Linked DNA regions of Homo sapiens: region 1 is linked to region 2. The links are chromatin contacts, found by Hi-C or POLR2A ChIA-PET in ENCODE. All regions are on one chromosome and are shown on one strand. The core of a region is the stretch at or near the end of the contact, and the rest is flanking DNA. Distances in the headings are between cores, read along the strand shown.

The links. Hi-C counts contacts between places; a loop is a spot of excess contacts on that map. ChIA-PET counts read pairs that join two places held with the same protein, here RNA polymerase II (POLR2A). Pooled maps may share reads with other maps.
Region 1: a loop to region 2 is called in a pooled map, with 2.2 times the contacts of the local background. The contact joins the promoter of LPIN3 here to the enhancer-like site in region 2. A Hi-C loop is called at or near these places in 3 of 50 pooled maps. POLR2A ChIA-PET finds 5 or more read pairs at or near these places in 3 of 52 experiments (BJ, Caco-2 and endothelial cell of umbilical vein).

Annotation. Positions count from the first base shown.
Region 1 is chr20:41,337,207-41,342,253 of GRCh38, forward strand. LPIN3 (lipin 3) reads left to right here and starts at 3,615. Exons shown (of 20, transcript NM_022896.3): 1 at 3,615-3,796. RefSeq lists an enhancer at 3,227-3,276 and a silencer at 3,437-3,596.
Region 2 is chr20:40,762,381-40,766,879 of GRCh38, forward strand. No RefSeq gene overlaps it. Among named protein-coding and RNA genes, the nearest start is that of SNORD154, 50 kb to the left of the region's middle. RefSeq lists an enhancer at 364-864. Within about 2 kb of position 1,736, at least 3 of the 41 ENCODE cell types and tissues checked have a DNase peak (open chromatin) inside an H3K27ac peak, as active enhancers do.

The DNA.
Region 1 (5,047 bases), core at 2,365-4,864, 580 kb after region 2:
CTTTATTTTTATTTGCTGAATCTGGCAATCCCAACTAGACACCAGTTGCCTGCCCCCCAGCCCTTAGTCCTGCATGCAGTGGGAGACCCAGCCCCAGGGTCCACTGCCTCCCTTCCCACCTTCAACAAAGCCACCAGGAGTGATTGATGAGCTGCTCCCAGAAGCCAGTATTGCTGCTCTGAGTGATCACAACTACAGGCCTGGGTAAGGGGGCCCTCTCACCTCATGCCAGGTTCACCCAGCAAGAAAGTAGAGGGGCACAGTCACTAACCACTGGGTCTGTAAATTAACAAAGCACATAGGGTGAATGGAATGACTCATCCCAGGACTTTGAGAGGCAGAGACAAGAGGATTGCTTGAGCCCAGGAGTTCGGGACCAGCCTGGGTGACATAGTGAGACACCCATCCCTACAAAAAATTTTTAAAAATTAGCTAGATGTGGCTGGGCACCGTGGCTCACGCCTGTAATACCAGCACTTTGGGAGGCCCAGGCGGGTGGATCATGAGGTCAAGAGTTCAAGACCAGCCTGGCTAAGATGGCAAAACTCTATCTCTCCTAAAAATACAAAAATTAGCCAGGCATGGTGGCAGGCACCTGTAATCCCAGCTACTCATGAGGCTGAAGCAAATAATCGCTTGAACCTGGGAGGCGGAGGTTGCAATAAGCCGAGATTGTGCCACTACACTCCAGCCTGGGCAACAGAGCGAGACTCTGTCTCTAAAAAAAAAAAAAAAAAAAAAAAAAAGCCAGGTGTGATCATGCATGCCTGTGGTCCCAGCTCCTCGAGAGGCTGAAGTAGGAGAATTGCTTGAGCCCAGGAGGTCAAGGGTGCAGTGAGCTGTGATTGTGCCACTGCACTCCATCCTGGGTGACAGAGCCAGACCCTGTCTAAAACAAAACAAAAAAACAATAAAACACATAAGCTACCAAATTCTGTAAAGAAGGAAGTACCACCTGCATTCTTGGATTAATGAAGAAACAAACAGCTGCCAGTGATATAGGCTCATCCGATGAGTATACCCAAGCAGAGGAAAAAATGGCCTCCACCTTCAACCCCAGAAATGGGCAAACACAAGTGTCCATGCTGCTTGCACCCTCAGAGAAAGCCCTGGAGATGGTGATGTCAACCACAAGCTAGAGTGGGACAGTCTCTGCCTTATTCAGTTCCATTCAGTGTTAGAACAAGTCATACTAGCAGAGGCTGTTCTATCTGCCTTTCTTCTCCTACCCTCATCACCAAATCCCAGATGATTGAGAGTTCCAGAAACGAGCCTGTCAGAAATGCAATTTTTCTTTTTCTTTTTTTTTTTTTTTGAGACAATGTCTTGCTCTGTCACCCAGGGTGGAGTACAGAGGCGCCATCTCAGCTCACTGCAACCTCCACCTCCTCGGTTCAAGTGATTCTCCTGCCTCAGCCTCCTGAGTAGCTGAGACTACAGCTGTGCACCACCATGCCTGGCTAATTTTTTTTTTTTTTGTATTTTTAATAGAGACGGGGGACCGAGCGCAGTGGCTAACGCCTGTAATCCCAACACTTTGGGAGGCTGAGGTGGGTGGATCACGAGGTCAGGAGATCGAGACCATCCTGGCTAACACAGTGAAACCCTGTCTCTACTAAAAATACAAAAAATTAGCTGGGCATGGGGATGGGCCCCTGTAGTCCCAGCTACTCAGGAGGCTGAGGCAGGAGAATGGCGTGAACCCGGAAAGTGGAGCTTGCAGTGAGCAGAGATGGTGCCACTGCACTCCAGCCTGAGTGACAGAGCGAGACTTCATCTCAAAACAAAAACAAAAACAAAAAAACAGAGATGGGGTTTCACCGTGTTGGCCAGGCTGGTCTCCAACTCCTGACCTCAGACGATCCGCCCACCTCTGCCTCCCAAAGTGCTGGGATTGCAGGCGTAAGCCACCTCACCCCAGCCGCAAATGCAATTTCTGCAACAACCTTTATATCAACTTTTTTTCCTCTAACAATGAACAATGAAAACAATTTGTGCTCCATCTTTAAAAATGTGTGACACAAAAATTTTTTAAATAAAAATAAATATGTGATAAACATTCCTGAATGCCTAGTGTGTGCCCTGGCGCTGTGCTCTGCATTTAATTTGGATCAGCAGTTCTCAGCCTTGTTTGTACATTACAACCAACTGGAGAGGTTTTTAAACTCCCAGTATCCGGGGCATCAGTATTCGTCTAGGGCACAGTGATTCTAACACACAGTCAAGGTTGAGAACCACTTATTTAATTCATCCTGTAAATCCTCACAATAGAATCCTGCAAGGTAGCTTTTATCACCACCTTTGCCGATGAAATTGAGGCTCAAAGAGGTAAATTGATTTCGGCATCTGTAGCCCCAACCTGTGACCTCTCCTTCCTTCCTTCTCGGGCTCCCTTCAGGGATTTCCTGATGTTACAGAAAATGGTATGTATGACGCTGCCCTCCTGGCCACCTTGACATAGCTCTGCTCCCAACAGGGCTCTTCTGAGATAGCAGCCAGACACTACCTGGGATCAGGACTGATACTAAATGACTTCTGCCAAAATGAGGACAACTGAGGCCAGTCACTTCCAAACAGGTTCTGTCACCCTGAGTCAGAATAATGGCAGCTACCTCTCCTCCTCACCGCCCAGTCGTTTCTAAGCCTGGCTCGTCGCCGTTGCTGCTCCGCCAAGCCTTTCCTCGGTGCCCTCTCTCTTTTAGAACAAATTACTTCATCTCCAGGCCCTTCTCAGGGCAGCTTCTTTGCAGGGGCCATAGGGCGTCGGAAAGGTCTTTGGTCCAGGAAAGCCGCGAGCCACAGATCCAAGAGGAAAAAGCCGTTCCCGGCCCGGGCCTTGCCCAAGGCACGAGAGTAAATGCACCTTCCGCGTGCCTCGGCGCACCTGGGCTCACCTGTCCCCTCCCGCAGTGCCTGCAGACAGGGAGGGAGCGCGGCTGGGCCAGAAGGCTGATCACCGCCTGCCCCCTGCTGGCCAGTGTCAGTATTGAGCCCGCTGCCGCTCGACCAGAACGTCCCAGGGATGGAATGAAGGTGCGGGCATTTATGGAGCGCCTGCTGTTTGTCAGGCGAGGTACTGATAAGCGCTGGAGTGTAAGGATGTACGTGACCTGCTCTCAGAGTTCAAATTTAAATGAAGAGATATACATTAATCAAGTAGTCATTCAAGCAAATATGAAATTACAACTGTGGGCTATGCGAACAGATGACGCGAGGGGCCTGTCCAGTCTGGGAGATACGGGTGGGTTCAGGAAAAGCTGCCCCCAGGAGGGGACGTTTGAGCGCCAGGAGCCGCGCAAAGTCATTTCATGTCATCTCTAAAATCCTGCAAGGCGGCTTTCCCCCTTGACAAAACAGGAAATGGGATCAAATTGAGGAAGGAATTCACCCAAGATCACACAGCAAGCTGGAAGCAAATCTGGGAGGAGCTAGGTCCGCCCCGTTCCGAAATCCACACTTTTCTGGAGGTGGGGCAGGCGGTGGCACAGGGACTTGGGGCGGGGTCTGGTGGGCGGGGCATGAAGTCTGGCCCCGCCCCCGCCTCCGAGGCCAAAGGGCGCCCTGGGCGGGGATCGGAGCAGGGGCGGGGTCTTTCCAGGGAGTGGAGCCTGGGCAGATTGGGGCCTGTGGAGGCCGCACTAGGATCGTAGAAGGAGTGGAGCCGTGCTCTCACCCTGTCTTAGAGGACCCGGAAGCGCCAAGTGACTGAGGGCCGAAGACACTCACCTGTGGAGCCTGTGCACGTAGGTAGAGGCGGCGGCTCTGAGTCCAGGAGCTCCAGTGGGCAGCTCCCCAGGTAGGGCCCAACTCGGGGGGAGAAGAGATGACCCTCTCCCCTCCCGCCCTGCCCATCTGTCCTGCCATCCTACATTCCTTCCTTCCTGTCCGCGGGCCTGGGTCCACCCCTAGCTGTAAGATGGGGACGCAGGGGTGGAGGGACTGGCCTCATTTTGTCCCTTTTTCCCTGGCCCAGCGGCTGCAGGCCCCCTGGACACCCAGAACGTAGAGTCTGGAGAGGAGACGTCGAAACCTCCCAGGGGAGGCTGGCCCAGCTTTACCCCAGCCTGACTGTGTGACCTTGAGGAGGACAGCCACTTTCTCTGGTACCCAGTGTCCTCAGTTGCAAAACAGTGACTGGCCCTTGCCCTGCTTGCCCTGAGACTGGGCAGATCAGATGCTGTAGCTGCTGGGGGCTGGGGTGGCGCTTTCTCTCTACTGGGGCACTAGGAGTGCTTACTCTCCTGCTCCCTCTGGTCCTCGGTGGAGAGCCACACCCTTCATCCACCCAAACCTGGGAGCCCCGAGGGCTGAGAGCCTAGTCCTAGGGCAGCTTGCTCTGGCTTCCCTGTGCTAGAGTTGTAGTCTAGCCTGGAAGGCCTGTGAACATCCCCAAGGTGGGGTGTGAGGCCTACGTGGAGTGCACATGCTCGTTTTGCAAATAGTGGTGCCACCATTGTGCATGGCCTTGAGTGCCAAGTTAAGAAGTCCAAACTCCGCTGGGCGCGGTGGCTCACGCCTGTAATCCCAGCACTTTGGAGACTGAGGCGGGTGGATCATGAGGTCAGGAGATCGAGACCATCCTAACACGGTGAAACCCCGTCTCCACTAAAAATACAAAAAATTAGCCGGGTGTGGTGGCACACGCCTGTAGTCCCAGCTACTCGGGAGGCTGAGGCAGGAGAATTGCTTGAACCCAGCAGGCGGAGCTTGCAGTGAGCCAAAATCATGCCACCGCACTCCAGTCTGGGTGACAGGGCAAGACTCCATCTCAAAAAAATAAATAAATAAAAGAAGTCCAAACTCTCAACTGCTGGCAGGGGCAGTTCATCAGAGTATGACCTGCAGTGCCCACAGGACCAGCCTGCATGAGTGGGGCTGTCATGATGCTGCTGCTGATAGGTGTACATACAGGTTTTTATTGCATTCCAGGGCTTTACACAAAGTCATTAGTTACTCACACGTGCCTGATGTTATTCCCATTTTGGAGGCTGAGACTGAGGGTCAGAGAGATGAAGTCACTTGCCCATGGTCACAGCTAGCAAATGGC
Region 2 (4,499 bases), core at 486-2,985:
AATTTTGGGGGCCATGATGTGCATTTCATACGTATTTTGTGTGCACGTGTGTATGCACACACATGTACACACATACAATAACTGCACTGCACACCCCCTATTATAGCCAGCCTCTATGCACTGGATGCTTTCAAGAACATTGCCCCATTTCATCTTCATCAGTATGCCAGGGCCTGGACACTATTACCTTCCCCACTTTAGTGATGAGAAAATTCAGGTTCTGAGAGGCTGAGCCACTTGCTCAAGCTCACTCAGCTAGTGAGAGGCGAGACTGGAATTCAGGAGCAGGCTTTTCATAGCACCTTCCTGCCTATAAAGAGGGGTGGCTGAGAAAACCCATTCCATGTCCTTGAAACAAAAGGCTCAGGAGGCCCAGACTGGGGGATGAAGTAATCCCTCAACATCTAGCAACTATGGGGCACCTACTGAGTGTCAGGCAGTACATTGCCTGGACCTCGGGGATCTCATAGTAACAGCCCCAAGAAAGACCATCCTGAGCAAGAGGCACCCCTGGCCTCCCCATGGCCCAGAAGGATGGCTTGCATGGTGACAACAGAGGCAGCAAGAGGGGAGGGAAATGGGTGGCAGCTCCAGTGGACACAAGCAGGAGTCTGCAGAGCTTCCTGGGAGGGGTCCCAGGGATAAGACCCACACAGTGGTCCCGCTTTCAGTCATTTCTTCCTTCCAAGCTCTCACAAAAGTACTCGTGGCAGATCTATCTGGGTCACAGGACAGAAATAAACATCATTTGAATAATCCCAGGCTGACAGCCTTGGAGAATGGACAGGAAAATTAGCCCCTGGAAAAGGCAAATCTGAGCATGTCACCAGAGGCACCAGAGGGTGTCTCAGTAGCCTCGGTGCCTCCTGGGAGCGCTCACCCTCACCCAGGCCCTTGGCTCAATGCCCGAGAGAAGGAGACAGCAAAATGCAGACTCAGGAGTGGAGGCCCACGACATCAGCCAGTGGCTTCATTGTTGCTATCAAAGAAGACAGGATTCGAACCCAGGTCTCTCCAACCTCACCTCTTCCTCCTGTCTCCTTACAGGAGCCATCTGGAGTTGGGTGGCCCATCTCAGAAGGAGTTGGATGTCTCGCTTGGAGTCTCCATGACAATCAATGACTCCCATCCCCAGTGGCAGGATGGCTTACCTGAGCCAGCCACACATTGGGCGACCCCTCACTTGGCTGGCATCAAAGGTGAGGTTGCTTTCCAGGTAGAAGGGCACAGCCAGTGGCAACGAATGCAGAAACCACCATTGGTTTCAAGAATTCTAGATGGTGGCTGTCAGCTGATTCTCAAAAAACAATCAGGTCTTTTAGCCCACAGTGGGGGCTGGCTGGACTACCCACTATGGTGCCACAAAAAGGGCAGACTCTGGACCAGACATCTGAATTGGAGCTCTAGCTCTGTCTATTCCTGTGTCTACCTGGGAAGATGATCAGATATCTCTGAGCCTCAGTTTTCTCATCCGTAAAATGGGTAAGAGTAATCTCTGCCTCGTGGGCTGCCAGGAGGGTCAGAGGACATGGACCTAAATGGAATGACCACAATAGGAACAGACCCCAAAACCTGTCAAGCTGAGCCAGGGGGTCTCTACCCTTCCTAGCTTCTCTCCCTGTTTCCCAAGCTGGCTGGGCTCGAGGTTGTGCTGGCCGAGCGGACCAGGCACAGGCATTTTTCCCTCTTGCTGAGCAATGCGGATTGCGCCAAGCGTTCCCTCTCCTTTTGTGCATGTTTTTCATGACCCGCTGCCAACAGCTCTTTGCTGGGCGGCTGCCACCATTTACCCAGCACAAGAAAACTGCCTTTCTTCCCCCATTTAGGGTCTGGTTTTAATTTCTACAGTATTCTCTTTAATAACAATGCCTAATTAAAACATCTGTTAAAAAGTCTGTAACATTAACTTTACAGGGAGAATTTAATAGAATTATATTGGAATTGCAGGCATTTAACGGCCTTCCTAATTAGGCTTTTCTTTAAAAAAAAAAAAAAAGGAAAAAGAAAGAAAGAAACATTCTACAAATTAAAATCTCGCTCTTTTTTATGATAATGTAGGCTGATGGTCCAGTGGCTGGAGAGGACAAGTGGAAGCAGATAGAGAGACGGGAGTCATGCTAAGCCAGTATAATGACCTTTGTAGGATGGAGAAGGAAATTGGAGAGACCCTGCATTTAATGACAGGCATTGTACCAAGAGCACTCTCATTTGTAATCTCAATTACTTCCTGACAACAGTCATAGAAAGTAGTATTCACCCCACTTGAATGATGAAGAAACTGAGGCAGAGAGAGAAGTAATTTACTCAAAATCACACATGCACACAGCTAGAAAGTGGCAGAAACTTCAAAGTATGTACTCATTCCACTGCTCCCCACAGCCTTCCAGCTTTGCATCCAAAGAGTTTTCTAGAGCCCTCAGTGGGGTCTTTGTCTCCGATTTGCTCACTGCTTGGTGGTGAGCATCATGGCTGCCTCCCATAATCATCTGTAGCTTGTCCCCGGTTTCTTTCTACAAATTCCTCGTCAGCTTGATGCTCCTACCTGATCCTCCCTGGCCCTGGCTGTCACCCTACACGCCACCGGCAGCAAGCTGGAGCATGTGGTGGAGTAGGAATACAGCCTAGTGCCTGCTGGGGCACACCCCACAAGGGAGGAGTCAACAGAAAAATGTCCAAAGTGATCATCCTCAAAGTCTGGTCCCCAGGCCAGCCGCATCAGCATCACCTAGGAGCCTATTAGAATGCAAGTTCTCAGGCCCCATCCAGATTTACTGAATGAGAATCTCCGAAGCTGGGGCCTTGCAATCTCTGGTTTTCTGTTTGTTTTTGTTTTGTTTTGTTTTGTTTTGTTTTGTTGTTTTGTTTGAGACAGAGTCTCACTCTGTCGCCCAGGCTGGAGTGAGTGCAGTGGCACGATCTTGGCTCACTGCAACCCTCGCCACCTGGGTTAAAGCGATTCTCCTGCCACAGCCTCCTGAGTAGCTGGGATTACAGGCACCCACCACCACACCCCACCAATTTTTGTATTTTTAGTAGAAACAGGGTTTCACCATGTTGGCCAGGCTGGTCTCAAACTCCTGACCTCAGGTGATCCGCCTGCCTCAGCCTCCCGAAATGTTGGGATTACAGGCGTGAGCCACTGCGCCCAGCCACAGTCTCTGTTTTAATAAGCTTTCCAGGTGACTCTGATGCCATTAAAGTTTGAGAACCACTGATCTGAAGATAAAGGGGAACTTTTTTGTCCCTTAACCCTCCCAAGCTAGACTTCAGAGTCTAGAGGTTTGGCACTTTACCTTTGTAATGTGCCTTTGTAGGATGGAGAAGGAAATTGGAGAGACCCTGCATTTAATGACAGAGGTTTGGCACTTTACCTGCCCTGAGAGGCAGCCTTGCCCTAAGCCATTGACCCTGGCCCAGTCCCTGCCAACTATCACAGAGGTAAACTCCAAGCAGAGCTCCCGACTTGAGGCTGGCCTGCTAGTTACAGGAAACAGGTGGGATTACCATCTTTAGGTAGTAGGAAAGACCAAACCCAAATGCTTTCCTGCCGCTTCCTGAAAAGAGCCCCCTGTTCCCTTTTAGCCAAATCTGACCTCAACAGTGCTCCCCAGAGTGGGGTATGGGAGGTGAAGCCAGCCTAGGCTACTCAAGAAGGGGCTGAGTCACCCAGGAAGGATTTAAGCAGAAACTCCCAAGCTCAAGGAAAGGACTTTTTTCCAGCCATGGTTTTAAGATTCCAGCATGGCCCTGTCTGTTTTTAACTGACCTACCAAGCCCTGGGGTGGATTTAAAGATAATTCAGCAGAGTAGGGGCAGCAGACAGACAGTTCCCACAGCAGGTTAGTGAGGCCCTCACAGATGATGTCTTTGGGTCCGTCCCCAGCGGTTGTGTGAGTGGCTTGTTTCTGTCCTGATGAAGCAGGAAGTTGGGTGCAATGAATAGAGCAAGGATTTGAGAATCAGACAGAACTGAGTTTGAAGCTTGACCCTCCCATACATTGGCCACCTGACTTTGGGTAAATGGCATTTCCTTGCTGAGCCTCAGTTTTCTCATCTGTAAATGTTCAAGGCACAGAGCTGGTGTCCTGATTCATCTGGTTTTAAATCTACAAAGAAATCAGAAGCAATGGAGACAGAGATGGCTTACCATCCTTTGTCCTCACTCAGGGGTCCAGCATGTCTGCTGGAGGTTTGGAACAAACAGTTATCACACAGATCAGGGAATATGGCCTTTTCTGCTAAAACAAAACCCGAACTTTGTGGTTGGGGTCTGGGCGCAGAGCCTCTGGGTGAGGAGTGGCTCCTAGACCACCCAACCCTAACTCTGTCCCCTAAGTCTCTCCTCCTCCTTAAGGATTTCACTTGGATTCCTGCTCCCACCATCAAGCAGGTTTCCAAGCTCTGTTACCCGTCTCCTTTGTCACCACAGCCTAGGGATTGCCAGTTCCCTTCATTCAGCTCCTCTGACATACTTAGGAATTCTTATAAGCCTTCCCTAA